2 separate regions of the Homo sapiens genome follow, and region 1 is linked to region 2. The links are chromatin loops, found by intact Hi-C in ENCODE. Cell type or tissue: ascending aorta. All regions are shown on one strand. Links, peaks and the distances in the headings refer to the core of each region. The heading gives the core; the rest is flanking DNA.

Region 1 (8,012 bases), core at 1,624-6,623, 310 kb before region 2:
TATTCCTTCATATTAAGAAAAAAATATTGAATGACTTTTAGTGTCATGCTCGAGGAAATCAAATGGGCCTTTTAATATTTTAAGCAGCTATGCTGCATTTTCTAGACAGATAAAAATTATTTTATTGTCTAAAATTAAAAGATTTGAGATATTAAATCCTATTTTTGAAATCATGTTAAATAGTGACGGTAACATATAGTACTGTCATATGTTGAAAAATGTTTAAGTATCTTCTTTTCAATCAGAGTAAAATGGAACATATCTCATGATGGGTAGAATTATATTCCACTTGAGGCTGCCAAGAAACTTTTTGGAGAATTCAAGTGTTATTAAAACTGATTGTATGGTACATTTTTAGTAGGATTTCTAAGATTTAAAAGCTACCAGGAATTTTATAAAATGCTGAATAGCATTGGATTTTTTTGGAGGATAATTTTATATTTCTATACTGCACAGAGAAATACCAAGTTGATTATGCCAATTTATGAGTGGTGCTTCACATAATTAAATCTGGGAGTTATTTTGGTTTGTTTACATATTAAATGTGTCCTTAACAACAACAAAAATTGTCAGTATTGCTAGGAGTTCTATAAGAAGATGAGTAAATAGAAACTTAAATGTAAACAAGAGACGTGTAATAGACTATTAGAATACAAACTATATGTGAGTGAAATTATTTAACTTTTATTTCTAAAATTTGAATAATATTTAATTTTCAAACTGCTCTTAAAGTATTGAAAGAAGTATAGTTTTATGGAAAGCATTGTTAAACATATATACCTACATGTATGCACAGATGTAGAGACCCACACATATGCACATGTATAATTTTTTAACAAGAAATACTGAATCAGATACACAGGAAACAAGATAAAAATCACCTACACAGTAACCATATTTAAAAGAAAAAGTTAACAGCCTTACATAATTTTATATAACATAAAATTTTATTTAAGTGTACAATTTATACATTATAAAATTCATTCATTTGAAAGTACAGTTCAAAGCATATTAGTAAATTTACAGAGTTGTGCAGCTATCACCACAATCCAAGTTTAAAACATTTCCATCCACCCCAGTGGACTCCTCATGTCCATTTGCAGTGAACTCCTCTTTCCGGCCCAGCCATAGGCAACCATTTATCTACTTTCTGTATCTACAGATTTGCTTTTCCTGCACATTTCTTACAAATGGGATTATATAATATGTAGTATTTCGTGCCTAGCTTCTTTTACTTAGCATAATGCTTTTGACATTCATTCATGTCATACGATGTGTCAGTACTTATTTTTTTTTTTATTGCTGAGTGGTATTTCATTGTGTGGGTAGATCACTTTTGTTTCTCTTACAACAATCAACTTTTTAAAAAGCATATATTCAAGAAACTGTTAACAGTGGCTGCTTGTAGAGAAGGGAATTAGAGACAAAGGGACAAGGATGAAAAAGAGACTTTTTCATTGTTTACTATTTGATATGGTTTTAATTTTTTGAATTCAGGATTATGTCATATCTATTAAAGCAAAATAAGAAATGTGTTCCCCATTAATATATACAAAATAAGAGGGGAGAGCCCTCTGCTGATCCAAATCCCATATTCCTTTAGGAAATTACCATTAATTTATTTTTGATATATTTCTAGAGTATACACACATGTTCATATACACATGTGTGCACATAAATATATTCATGTACACGTATGTATGTACTCCTAAACAGTCATATACCTTATATTTCAATAAAAATGGAATTGTGGGGCTTAATATTTTTAACCCTACATTACTAAAGGTGGGAAAAACAACCTACCTATCTTGTTGGGTTGTGACATATCTGGAAGCTGTGAATGAATTAATTGTTATGCATATACAGTGGAGCAGACTCAGTTGATTAGTTATTATGTGCAAATGTGTTTTAGTTTTTTTAAGCTCTCATGTGTTTTTTCACAGGATACTTCGGATCTGCTTGTGAAGAAAAGGTGGACCCCTGCGCCTCGTCTCCGTGCCAGAACAACGGCACCTGCTATGTGGACGGGGTACACTTTACCTGCAACTGCAGCCCGGGCTTCACAGGGCCGACCTGTGCCCAGCTTATTGACTTCTGTGCCCTCAGCCCCTGTGCTCATGGCACGTGCCGCAGCGTGGGCACCAGCTACAAATGCCTCTGTGATCCAGGTGGGTACCGCCCCTACACAGTACATCTTCCTTTTCTCAATCTCAAACCAATCTCAAAAGACCATTACTTTTTCTTTTGCATCTTGGTATACTTGTAAATAAAAGTGGTATACTTACTGGTATGCTTGTAAGTAAGTATACTTACTGATATACTTGTGAATAAAAGTGAATTCCACTCATTTATGACACACTTTCTTTTTTAGATTTACTCTTGGCAGGGTTAAAAAAATACTCTTTCATCATTTCATGATCAACTCACATTCATTGTAGAAAAAACAAGCAAAATAAAGAAAATTGAAAACAGGCTTAATCTCATCACAGGCTAAGCATTTTTATCAATTTACTGTAAGTCACTGCAGAACTTTCACTGTGTTGTGTATCTTTTACTATTGTGTGCTTAAGTTAACAGAATATCTTCTTTCATCTTAACGTGCATGAAAAGCACGGTGCAATACATTCAGAATTGTGTCATCTATTAAAATTGTTACTCTATGCACATTATGTTATATCACTGGCTCCCTATGTAAGAATTTAAAACTTTTACCATTTAATTTCCAAATGCCTTCTGCATTTGCATTACAGATTTTTAATTATGGAGGTTTTGATACCTAGAAGTGAGTGATTACTAGTCAAAATTTTGTGTGTGCACAACCCACTAGTGTAGTCAGAAAGGAATGCACGGGGCAGCCCTTTCCTCTCGTTTCTATTCTGTGTATGTCTCCATCCTTACACGAGCTGGCTCTTTAGAAAGCTTCCCAGCACAATGAATCCCCACACATCTCCCTGGCCAGTCAGTATGGCTGGCCAGTATCTGGTTTGGCTTGACCCTGGCTTTGCTGGTGCAATGGCCTCTAGCTGGAATGCGTGCTCCCCGTTACCCCACCTCACTGTACAAACTTCTACTTCTGGGGCTGACTCAGTTTCCCTTCCTCTGGGTTCCGACAGTCACCTACAATATCACTTTTGTGGTCTTGGAAACAGAACATTAATTATCCTTGTATGTGTCTCTCTCCTCCTTAGGGCTGGGAGGAACTGTGTTTTATTAATAGCTTTTGTATCAGCAGCAATCACCCTAAGCCACTATTTAGTGAGCACTGATCTTTCTAGATTCTGAGCCGGGTGCTTCACATCTCTGGTCTTTTTAGTGTCACATTTACACCAAGGTTTGAAATGCCTCTAGAGGTTCAGTCATGTGCCTGTGGCTACACACCCAGAATGGGGGCTGAGCCCAGATTCGAATGCCGGTGTCCCTGGTTTTGCTGCTCCAGTGCCTGGCCTGGAACTTCCAAAGGGCATGTCTCATACTCAACGAATAACTCAACAAGTTACTGAGAAATGCAATTTGGCACTTGAATGGTGTTGAAAAGCCTTTTTTCACATAGACTCTTAATTCCCCGATTTTCTAAGCAACTGATATTTTGCCAAGTGCCTCTTTCCTCTCTGCTCTGACATTCAGAGGGAATAGGGCTGTTTAATCTGCTTTGTAACAATGTTAGTAGTTAGGATTCTCCGGAGAAACAGGAGACAGAGAGCGAGGAGAGAGAGAGAGATTTATTTTAAGTAACTGGCTCATGCAATTGTGTGGACTCACAAGTCCAAAATCCGTAGGGAAGCTGGCAGGCTGGAAACTCAGGCGAGGTTTCTGTGTTGTGTCTTGAGCTGAATTATTTCTTCTTTGGGAAACCTCAGTCTTTGTCCTTAAGGTCCTCAGCTGTTTGGATGCAGCCCACGCACATTCTGGAGAGTCATCTGCTTCATTCAAAGTCTGCTGATTTAAACGTTAATCTCATCTAAAACACACCTTCATACCAACATCTAGATTAGTGTTTGAGCGAGTATCTAAGAACCATGGCCTAGCCAAGTTGACACCCGAAATGAACTATCGCAGTAACATTTTTGGATCTCATAAACCTTGAAGTGAAACAGTTTCTCCACTGTGTTTGACATGAGGATATTTTTCTTGGTTGACCTCCATGCTCTCCTTCAGAGCCAGGGTGGAGACAGGAATAGCTGCCCCTCAGAGGGTCCAGTTTTCTTCCATGTGGATTCGGGCTCACATGCTGTGAGCTGCGTGTCCTGTGGGAGGAGGCAGTGTGGCGCTGGCCCTTACCTATTGGGAATGTGGATCACTGAGACAACTTGTGTTTGCAAACTAAACAAGCTGCAATTGTGCTGGAAGAACAGAGGCTTACTCACGTACTGACTCACGAGCACGCTGTTCCCAGCTCTGCTCTGGATGTCGTAACACATGTGAAAATACCCCTCAGCAGCATTCTGAACAAAAACTTCCTTAATACTTTATTACCTGTCTCCTGAGAGTTCCGTTCTCTCTGTGAAGCCCCACAAAGAAGAATTAAATATTGTAAGACCAGAAAACAACTTTATTTTCTCCTCCCTTTCTCCTCTGACTTCTTTTCTTAATTATATCAAACTTTTTCTTTTTTAAAATTTTTTTGAGATGGAGTTTTGCTCTTGTTGCCCAGGCTTCAACCTCTGCCTCCCGGGTTCAAGCGATTCTCCTGCCTCAGTCTCCCAAGTAGTTGGGATTACAGGCTCCCACCACCACACCCTGCTAATTTTTGTATGTTTACTAGAGACAGGGTTGCACCATGTTGTCCAGGCCGGTCTTGAACTCCTGACCTCAGGTTATCTGCCTGCCTCGGCCTCCCACAGTGCTGGGATTACAGGCCTGAGCCACCATGCCTGACCCAAACTTTTTCTTATAGTTAGTTGATTTCTAAAACTTAAAATTGAAGGGAGTTAGAGATAAATAGTGTTTTTTAATAATACCAAATAGAGTTTTTCAACACGTGTGAGGCAACCAAATAGAAAATATACTGCCTGATGTTTCTCTTTCCACATTGGGAGAGGCAGCCGAGAGTGGTAGAAAGGACCTCTCTAACATCCTCGCTTATTGACTAAAACCATAGGAAATTTACAGGCATCTCTGGGACTCAGTTTTCCCCTCTATCAGAAAAGAGAGGAGAGTTATATGTCAGAGCATGAAATGAGAGGCAGGCAGCCCATTTCCTGGCATGGACTAGTGAAAGCTCTTCTTTCTTTCTGTCCGTGGAGATTCCAGCAGGATTCTCGAGCTATGTGGGGGTGAAATCACTCCTGTTTAATTTCCACTTTCCTTCCGTCTATTCTCTGCTAAAACATTCATGCCCACTTGGAGCGTTTGACTTGATAATTGTCTGTGGTCCAGCAGTAGCCCCTTAATAGCCTTGAAAAGCCTGAAGACGTGTGCATTCTGTTCGTGGAATGAACATGATCCCTTCATTTGTTCAGCAGTCTCAAAGCAGAGCCTTGTAATCGTGACAGGGCCCTCTTGTTGAACCTGGGAGCTGAAACTGCCTTCAGAGGGGATGTTTCTTCAGATTGTTAGGTGACTGTGTAAAATAAAAAAGGCATCTTAACACCAGGCAAGAACTTACATTTTAAGAGGTGAACATGACAAGTCTGTGAATGTGAAATTTCTCGTCTTCATCTTTTGGAGCATGTAATTGCTTCAACACCAGTTTGCATAATGGAAGAATCTCACGAGAATAGGTGAAATTGGGCATCTAGCTATGGAGCAGCAAGGCTGATCTTCTTTACAGAGAGCAAACGGATCTCATTTCATAAAATGGCAGCAGATTGAAGTCATGTCAGGTTGATAATTAGTTCCCATCTGACAAAATGCCATTTTGATTACTGCAAATCAGATTTGCCGGGTGTTTTATTTTCAAACTTCGTTTGTAGCTTTTCGGGCTAGGGATTTCTGATGGGATTTTAAGATTAAATAATAAAATGTCAGCACTGAGTAATTACTGAAATGTTATCTTCCAGTGACAGTGTTAAGTGATAGGCTACCCGTTCTCTTAAAAATTGCAAATTGAAATCTGCTGAAGAAAGTGAGAACTTGGAGCTGCTACAAACAGGATGAGGTGGAACTCGCTGGGGTGGGGGTGCCATTTCCCCTGCAGGTGGGAGCCACAGTATTGCTTGTGTTCTCAATACAATGGTGGCCTCTGCAGATAATAGCTGTACATGACCGGTATTGGAAGGAGTCCCTGGCAGGAAGGAAGATAGTTTGCACTTGAGTTATTACTCTAAACTTGTGGAATTGAATTAACCCTGCCATTATAGAATGTGCCTCACATATTACTATTTAAGGGAATTTAAGGGACAGGGCATTGGAGATTTTTACGTGGAAATATGTTTATAATTTTTTTTAACAAGCAAGATCTAAGATGCTCATCATTTCAACTGCAGTTGAAATCCCAGACTAGACATGGCACAGTTGCCAACCAAGTTCCTCTGCCCATTCTTCTTCACCAAAGGGCTGGTAACTCAATTAGATCATCCAGATATATAATAGGCTGTAAACCAAAGGAAATGTAGACTTTTTCCAAGTGAAATTTTTTGAAAGAAAATTATATTTGTAAGGATTTTAGATGTAATTTTTTTTTTGTATTTTCTACATATGCCTTACATGTGAGCTGCATTTCTGGTCTGTATGTCCCGAAAGACACAGTTGACACTGCTCCTTCTGTTAAACTCAGACCTGAAAATATCAGTAGTCCGATAATATTTGCTGGAAACAGGATCAAGGATAAGACTTAATGGTCAGGATTTTAATAGCAATTGAACAGCAATAAAGAAATAAATATACCTGCAAAGGTTTGAAGACATTTAGCTCACTAAGGCCCATGTGCCTTTACATTTTTGGATAAGTATAGTAAGTATAGTGGACAACTTTCATCTGTTATTAACCAGAAAAACTTTATCTAGTTTACCAGCATTTTTTTTTTTTTTTAAGACAGAGCGTTGCTCTGTCGCCCAGGCTGGAGTGCAGTGGCACAGTCTCAGCTCACTGCAACCTCCGCCTCCCAGGTTCACACCATTCTCCTGCCTCAGCCTCCCTAGTAGCTGGGACTACAGGCACCCACCACCACAACCAGCTAATTTTTTGTATTTTTAGTAAAGATGGGGTTTCACTGTGTTAGCCAGGATGGTCTCCATCTCCTGACCTCTTGATCTGCCTGCCTTGGCCTCCCAAAGTGCTGGGATTACAGGCGTGAGCACTGCTCCCGGCCGATGAAGGCATTCTTATATTTAACATGCTGTAGGGGGTTTCTGATCTGCATATCACACTATTCTTGAGAGTTGTAGATTGTATAGAATATATTACCTTTTTCCTCCAGATCCTAATCCTGCCCTCATGTCCTTCCTTTTCTGTATTCCAAAATATGATGCCCACCTCACCATTGGGACCCCAAATGGAATCCTGATCACCCAGCTGCATCTGTAGCAAGGGAGAGTTTGCTTTACTCTTCATAATCTGTGCTCTGCTTTAGAGAATGTTTAAATCTGTATATTGACATCATGATGATGCTGAGAACTGAGAAAAAGAAGAGCAGCCGCTGATGTCAGGAGCTTGCTTGGCACTTACAGGTAGACCTTGAGGTCGTTAGGAGCTGGTCTGATGCTTACAGCTGGGCCATGATGTCTTCTGCTGGACTTAAGAACATCAACAATTCCACATAACACGGATATTGGATATGACCATTCAGAGGCTATGATAGAGTCAGGCAAAACAAGACCACTTTATAATTTTGTCCAATACAAAAACAAGGTCACCCTGCAACCCGCAAAATACCAAGTATCCACTTTCTCTCAGTTCTTAGTGTCACATATGTAGAGTGACAGCTTCCTCTTTACCAAATACAGCATTGGTCTTGCTCTAGCCTTCCCATTCTTTAGATAAGAATTGCTCCTGCTTTCTGACAGCATCCAGCATTCACTCTAGAGTGAAATCTCCCCAAATAACCTAACCAGAGTTCAAATCCTATAATAAAT
Region 2 (8,012 bases), core at 1,178-6,177:
TTTTATTGAAACCATTAGTATCTAATTGGAAACATCAGATTGAATTTAGTGTCCTTGATTTGAAATGTAGTAAGTATTAAACGCTAGTCCTATGGTAAGAGATAAATGTCATCTTTACTGTGAGAAATTAACTTAAATATGTTTTATGGTAAAGAGTGATAAAAGGATAAGTAGGGATGCTCTATTTTCCACACTCAGGACCTCAAGTCCTTTTTGTTAAAACACACATGTCACAATTAAGCTACTTACTCATACAAATGAGTGTAGCGCATTTGACAGAAATCATTCTATTCTCTCTGCTCTTTTGTTCCTGGGATCCTCTCAAATGTATTAAGCAGAGCAGCTATTTATGAGGAATCAGAGAACTGCATTCCTCAATGCGGTTTATTTTACTTGAAACTGATAATGTATGCAGAGATTTTGTGATTAAAGAAAATAGATCATGAACTTGATTTTATTAGTGTTCTTAAATGTATAAAAAATAAAAATAGTCTCTCATCTTCCCTTTGCATTTCTCCCGCATTATGATGAGCAAAGTAAAGCTTAGTAGTAGGAAATACCCCCTTGCCTTAAGGGAGTTGGATTTTTCTGCTGCATAGACTTTAGTTTATGGCTCATTTCTCCAAGAGAAACATGTTTACCATAAAGATACGTGGTAAGTATTGGCATAGAATATATGAACCTGCTACTTAGTGTTCTCCATCAGTGCTGTTGTCCATTACGGCTGTGAATAGTTTTAAGTTAAAGGAGGGCAGAGAATTTCAAGAGAAGATTTGTCTGAATTTTCTCAGGGGATGACATAGCACTAATAATTTCCTTTGTCAATTTGTGTCCCTGAGGTTCTGGATAACTAGTCAATAGATTGAAATCAAAGAGAGAAAGTGCCGTTCCTTAATTGATTTTTAATGGAGGGTAAACAGTTCATTATCCTTAATTCAGTAAAGAGCAGAAGTTATTTTCATATGTAGGTAACTTGTTTAGAGGCATTAATGTATGGCTAAGTTTGAGAGGGGGAAAATTACACTTTTAAAACAATTATCTTTGTCTGGTAACCAGTGAAATACCAGAAAACACTGTTGTACCAGTTACATATTGTTGCATAAGAAATTAACTCAAAATTAATGGCTTAACACAGTAAACATTATCTCTCAGTTTCTGTGGTTCAGTAATCTGAGTTCAGGTTATCTGACCACCTGTGTCTCGGGGTCTCTCCTGAGGTTGTGGTCAAGCTGTTGGCTGGGGCATTGGTCTCATCAGAAGGCTCAACTGAAGGAGACTCCATTTCTAACCTCGTTCAGGTGATTGTTGGTGGGACCCAATTCCTTTCAGGTTGTTGGACTGATGGTTTCAGCTTCTTGCTGCCTGTTGGCCAGAGATTTCTCAGTTCCTTACCACAAAAGCCTTTCCTGGAGCAACTCAAAACGTGGCAGTTGGCTTTCATCTGAGCAAGCAAGTGAGACAGCAAGAGTGAGTGAGCAAGACAGACAACAGAGTTTTTTTGTAACCTAAACTTAGAAGTGGCATCTTAGAAGCAAGTCATAACCAAATCCATCTTATACTCAAGGCAAGAGTAAAAAGGCGTGGATTTTAGGTGGTGAGCCACCCTAACATTGTCAGAAGCCATCTTAGAAACTGCCTACTATGTTTACTGACCATGTTTTCAGACCTCATTCCATTAATTAATCAACAAGCACAAATTGAGCATGTTGCTAATAATCTGAGTTCTGCATGTCACATGATTGCTCTTCTCCCCTCTTAAACATGGCCTGTCCTTAGCTTCAAGTCTTTTTTTCTGCCCCCAGGTTCCTTCTGGACATGACATGTTTTTATGCCGTGCATCACTCCCCATCCACACATCCCTCAGTCCAGCGCTGTTTTGGATAACTGGATGTACTGAACAGTGGTTTTTCTATAGCCTCAGGTTTTACTGTAATTTTATCTGAACCTTTCTATACAATACTTTGCATCAGTGCCACCCAGGGAGAATGCTACTGTTTTCATACAATAGTCTATCTGGGTGTACATTTGCAGACCCCATAGCTCTCACTTCACAGCTATGATGTATCATTGTTTTTCTGTAAGTGTAATTCTGTCTCTATGAATTTGCCTATTCTGGATATGTCATACATATGGAATTATGCAATTTATGGCCTCATGAGTTTGGCTTTTTTCACTTAGCATAATACTTTCAAGGTTTCTCACTTTACTTTTACATGCCATTTCACGAATGCATGCTAGTCACAGGAAGAATTGAAAGACGATAACTTGAAGCATATGCCCCCTGAATGGTGGACAAGAGCATTGTCATCTCTGCGGGGGAACAAACCACGTGAACGATGCAAAACCCAAGAGAAAAGCAAGTGGAGGCTTTGCCAGTCAAGTTCATTTCTAGATTAGCCTCTACTGAGACAAGACCCTTCCACTTCTTCCCTCCATCATTCCCTCCTTCCTTTCTCACATCTTTCCCTCCTCTTCTCTTTCCCATCTCCTCTTATTTTTGCCTTCTCTCTCTTATTTTCTCCTCTTCTTTATTCCCCATCTTCGTTTTTCTTCTTTGTTTCTTCATTCTCTCTTATGTTCCCTTTGTGTGAGGGCAGAACTAAAATAGGTTAGTACATAAAATTTCTATTTGTGGGGATTTATCCCACGGACATAGTAAAAGTAATATACATTAACCTGTGATCAGGTGAAAAGTTCAATATATTGACATAAGAGATCAGCTAAAATAAGTATGGCATATCTCTTGGAAAGAATACTATATAGTCATTAAATCATGCTTAATACTGCCACATGACTCTAAGATTTTAATAAATCAAATAGTATTACATGTACTCTGCATTCATCTTTATGCCAAAAAAAAATAAGGTGATACCCTTGAAGTTAGAACAGTTATTATCATAGTATGGGACCATTCCTGGTGGCTTTTATTTTTCTTTGTACTTTTTTTAGCTTCAACATTTTTCAACAATGTTCACGCTTTAACTTTTGGAATCAGATAACAACAGTGGCCAGGTGTGGTGGCTCATGCCTGTAATCCCAGCACTTTGGGAGGCCAAGGTGGGCGGATCATGAGGTCAGGAGTTCGAGACCAGCCTGGCCCGCATAGTGAAACCCTGTCTCTACTAAAAATACAAAAAAAAAAAAGCCAGGAGTGGTGACAGGCGCCTGTAGCCCCAGCTACTTGGGAGGCCGAGGCAGGAGAATTGCTTGAGCCTGGGAGGCAGAAGTTGCAGTGAGCCAAAATCACACCACACCACTGCACTCCAGCCTGGGTGACAGTGCAAGACTCTGTCTCAAAAAAAAAAAAAAAAAAAAACACAGGTAGTAAACATTGTTATTGAAAGAATGCTAGTGGAATAGTTCAGTCTTTGGCAATGAAGCCAGAGATCGGCCTTTAGTATAAAGGAAGATCATTAGGTGACTGATGGTTCTCAAATGGGATGATTTTGTCCCCACGCAGGGGACATCTGGCAATGTCTGGAGGTACTTTTGGTTGTCACACTAGGGAAGTGATACTAGCTTCTAGTGGACAGAGGCCAGGGCTGCTGCTCAGCATTTTAAAATTTTTACAATGTATCCTTCTCTCCCTAGTTAAGAATTATCCAACTCAGGGAGGTGGGAGGGATAGCATTAGGAGATATACCTAATGCTAAATGATGAGTTAGTGGGTGCAACACACCAACATGGCACATGTATACATATGTAACAAACCTGCACGTTGTGCACATGTACCCTAAAACTTAAAGTATAATAATAATTAAAAAAAGAAAAAAAAAAGAATTGTCCAGCTCAAATGTCAATAATTCTGAGATTGAAAAACCTGCTCATTGGCTGGTTTAAATATTTTAAGTTATCTCATTGGCTCATATCAATGGAAGAGGTCAAATCAGTTGAGTTGTCGATATTGGGCATGAAGAATTAATTTACTTTCAGGTAACCTGTAACAATATGCTGACCTAATTATCGAAGGATTTGAGATGAAATCAAACTTCTGTACTCTTACATCTGCAATTCACATAGTTTTCATCTGGGTTGTGTATCTCAAAGGGAAGAAGCCAGGCAATAAATTTGAGGTTAGTCTGTTGATACTAATTTAGGTCACAGAATTCCGTGGAAGAAATTGGTAAAGGTGATTGCCGTAGGAGGACTACTCAAGTCACAGGGAATGAAGAGAGTTCTGGCTGAGGGAATAGTGCCACCTACTGAATTGTGTTTGTGTTTTCTACAGGTTCTAATTTATGCAGGCTTATGCCTGGAAGTGTTACTTTCCTTTATTGATCTTGCACATCTCCTTAAGTAGTCACTGCCAGAACTTTAAACAATATTTAGTTATTATCGGATCAAGGTGTAATTAGAAACAGCTGTGAACAATTGCATACCATCCAGCTCCTGAAGTAGCAAACTAAATTGTACTTGGCCTTGGATTGATTAATACAGATTGTGTCTAGCAATCAAAATAAATCCGTCTCCAGGTAGAGTGCCAGGAGCCATCTTACCAAGATAACACAGAAAGATTAAAAATGCATGAAATGCACCATTTCCTAATGTCGCCAGGTTAAAAAAAAATTAAAGCACAAAGCATTGGCTACAACAAAATTGTCAACATTTTTATCCTTTTTCAAAATTTCAGCCTTGATCTTTACTTTGTGTATTTATGAAAGCATATTTAGAATTCTCTCATCTTTCGCCTAAGTATTTAAAAAAAATCTCTACAGTGCAGTGCATACATTGTAATATACCTATTTAATAATGACAGCATTTTTAGTTAATTTGAAAAATCATTTGGAATTACATATTGAATTGGGTGGGTCAGATAATTTGTTACCATGGTGAATCTCTTCATTGGAATTAAAGAGTTTGTCTCATAAAATTATATGCCTCTGTGTAATATGTTAATTAATGCTCCTAATCAAACATTTAATTACATAATGAGCCTGGATTAATTTGTAACCTGAATCTAAAAGCTAATTCATATAAAATTCAAAATAGTATGTATGAGAGAGAAACTAAGAATTTCTAGCACTTGAAACTTTGTTTTGAAGTTCTAGCAATCCAAGCCGGTAATAAGCAGAAGGACTTCTGGCCAGTTTCAAGGCCAGAAAAGCCGGCAGTGATAGTGACACCGAAAGCTGGATCTCTCATGTTCTTATGCTGAATCATGTGGTTCGAAAGGCAGTTTTATAATGTCGACTGTTTTCTCTGGGATCGTGATAGCCCATCCTGTAAGTACAAAGGAGCCAGAGCTTGAAGGGGACCCCTTCTTCCTGATGTCACACATGGAACATAGATGGTTGTGGTCCTCAGAAGCTCATTGGAGCCATGACCCCAAGGAGATAGAACAAGGCTTTGTCTATTAATTCTTTATCCCCTGAGATAATAAGTGTATCCTTCCTTTCTTATAGCCAATTTTAAGCCTTCCATCTCCCAGAAGTGAGCAGTCTATATACCTTTAAAAGGAGATGGTTCTACCACGTGCCATCATCTGGAGTCCCTGGAAACAAAGAAGTGAATATTCAAGAAACCAGATGCGAGAACTATAAAGATTGTTACTGTCTACATTGCTCTTTTCTAAGATAGCTTAATCCTGCTCTAGAGAGGGTTTGCTCCCAGACAGAAGGATGATAGTACTAGATCATAACTAATCTTCTGCCCACCCTCATGTCACTGTTGTTTAACAATGACTGATATTGAGATAAATGAATATTTAGCACATCTTTCCACCGAGACGGAGTCTTGTTGCATTTTTCACAAAACAAACGCTTTTAAGAAGTGAACGTTGCTTGGCTGATCTTCATCATTTATTCAAGCTGAAATCTTGGTTTTTAATTTACAAATAGGATTAATTACTGAAATTCGTATCTAGTGTGAATATTTGATGATGACTTTTGGAACAATGGACATTTTGCCTAAGCTATGAAATTAATTATTAATACTTCTAAACTTTAGCCAAAATGGTGATTTTCACATGTGGAGATTCTTTACTCTTTTCACATGACTTTGTTCTCATAGAAAAATGTGGCTGGCCATGGTGGCTCACACTTGTAATCCCAGCACTTCGGGAGGCTGAGATGGGTGGATCACCTGAGGTCAGAAGTTTGACACCTGCCTGGCCAATGTGGTAAAACCCCATCTCTACTAAAAATACAAAAATTAGCCAGGTGTGGTGGCACATGCCTGTAGTCCCAGCTACTTGGGAGGCTGAGGCAGGAGAATAGCTTGAACCCGGGAGGTGGAGGCTGCAGTGAGCTGAGATCGCAACACTGCACTCCAGCCTGGGAGACAGAGTGAGACTCTGTCTCAAAAAAAAAAGAGAAGAAAAGAAAAGAGAAAAGAAAAGAAAAGAAAAGAAAAATGTAGTATTTATTTAAAGTGTTTATGCTCCGATGTTATAGGCTGTATCGTGACCCCTCAGAATTGAAGTCTTAACCCTCAGTACCTCAGAATGTGAGCATATTTGGAAATAGAGTAACTGAAGATATAATTAAGTTAAGATGAGGTCATATTGGAGTAGGGAGCGACCTTGATCCGATATGGTGGGTATCTTTATAAAAAGTGGAAATTTGGGCACAGGCGTGCACCCAGGGAGAATGCCATCATGTGAAGATTGGAGTTACACAGCTACAGGCCAGTAACTGCCAGGAGCTCTGAGAGAGGCCCAGAACAGGTTTTTCCCTAGCCCTGGCCTGCCAACACCTTGAGCTTGGATTTCTAGCCTCCAGAACTGTGAGAAAATAAACTTCATTTCTGGCAGACCCAGGAAATAACCCATCAGACATTGCAGACGTTGCCACTGAGTTTAGCTAACACTGGGGGCATCTGCTTTGTATCAGAGCCGAGCTAGGTGCTGATGACGCAAGATGAATTAAGCCCTCCAGGAACACAGTCTAGTGGGGGAGGTGAACAGACATGGATTGAGAACTTTGACGAGCCTCTAAATTCATAGTCACCAGCTTCAACTAGACCCATGAAACTGCCTGACAAGCCTACGAGTTTCCTCATTAACTTGCTCCGCCACATCCCTCAGTGGCTGTTCAAATCACCACTCAACAAATGATCTTTTCCTATCTCTCATGTGGTAGTTTTAAAAAATAATTTATTTAAAGACTTTTCTATGTTTTCTTTAAAAAAGTAAACTCAGAACTTTCCAGAAAGGCAGAGTTTCCTTTTCTTGCTGTCACTGTCCCCCAGGCATCACTTTGCGCCAAGCTTCTGGTCTCTGAGAAGCGCTGGGACTTGCACGTTCTGCAGTGAAAGTTCTGCCTGCCCTGAGAATGCAAGGACGGGTGTCTGCAGCATTCCAGGTGGGCTGAGGGCTGTCTGGCTCTCCAGACAACTCCTTATCAATGCTCTTTGTGACACAGAGAGTTAGTCAAAGTTGTGATTCACCAGTTTAATTACAACCAAAGTTCAAGTGTATTATGTGTAACAGCTTTTAACGCTGTTCAGTAAAAGCGAGCTGAGATTTATTCTGGTGATAAAGCTGAACAAGTACAGGGTTGCCAATGGCTCTTTAAGAGCTAAGTGTCCTTGAGAAATGTTTCTTTCTTGGTGTGACCGTTTCAGTTTCTGGGTGGAGCTGGTCATAGCTTCTTTGCTATAATTTGTGTGAGCGATGTTGCTGGTAAGTTGCCATGGTTACTTGAACCCACTGGGCAGCAGGACAGATTTTCATTATAACGAATGTGAACACGACTAGAAGCCGTGGGTGCTAGTCTCCGGAGGAGCCACCTCCCTTGTTAGCTCATGCAGTCAGCCCCTGCCCAGTGTACATGAGCAAGAGAAACATCTAGTTTGGTTCTCTCTGCTCATCTTAGGGAAGAAACCATGACTAATATGGGGGGAAAAGGGACAAATAGATTGTTGCTAGAAATGTGCTTCTTGATCATACTTGTGCATAACTACTCTTCTGAGATAGTAATGATAAATGCTTTCTAAGCAATTTGGATTCAGTTTAATATAGTTATCCAGAGCCCAATATGTTATCCAGTTGAGGAGAACTGCCAGGCAATGAA

Evidence for each region. A loop is a pair of places that touch in the nucleus more often than their neighbours do. Peaks named below come from ENCODE experiments on the same cell type or tissue, not always from the same donor. Only the 100,000 strongest peaks of a DNase experiment are listed, where the experiment ranks them.
Region 1: a loop joins it to region 2, with 2.3 times the contacts of the local background. A loop is called at or near these places in 5 of 110 quality-filtered maps.

The regions. Positions count from the first base shown.
Region 1 is chr2:229,441,472-229,449,483 of GRCh38, reverse strand. It overlaps DNER (delta/notch like EGF repeat containing), which reads left to right. Exons shown (of 13, transcript NM_139072.4): 8 at 1,944-2,168. Among named protein-coding and RNA genes, the nearest start is that of PID1, 170 kb to the right of the region's middle. In ascending aorta, for the core only: a CTCF peak has its summit at 4,253; DNase peaks (open chromatin) are centred at 3,403, 3,793, 4,293, 4,800 and 1 weaker place; H3K4me3 peaks cover 1,625 bases; H3K27ac peaks cover 5,000 bases.
Region 2 is chr2:229,129,536-229,137,547 of GRCh38, reverse strand. All of the region lies in intron 2 of PID1 (phosphotyrosine interaction domain containing 1), which reads left to right. Among named protein-coding and RNA genes, the nearest start is that of PID1, 140 kb to the left of the region's middle. In ascending aorta, for the core only: a CTCF peak has its summit at 4,201 (motif pointing left); no DNase peak of the experiment used is centred there; H3K27ac peaks cover 1,899 bases.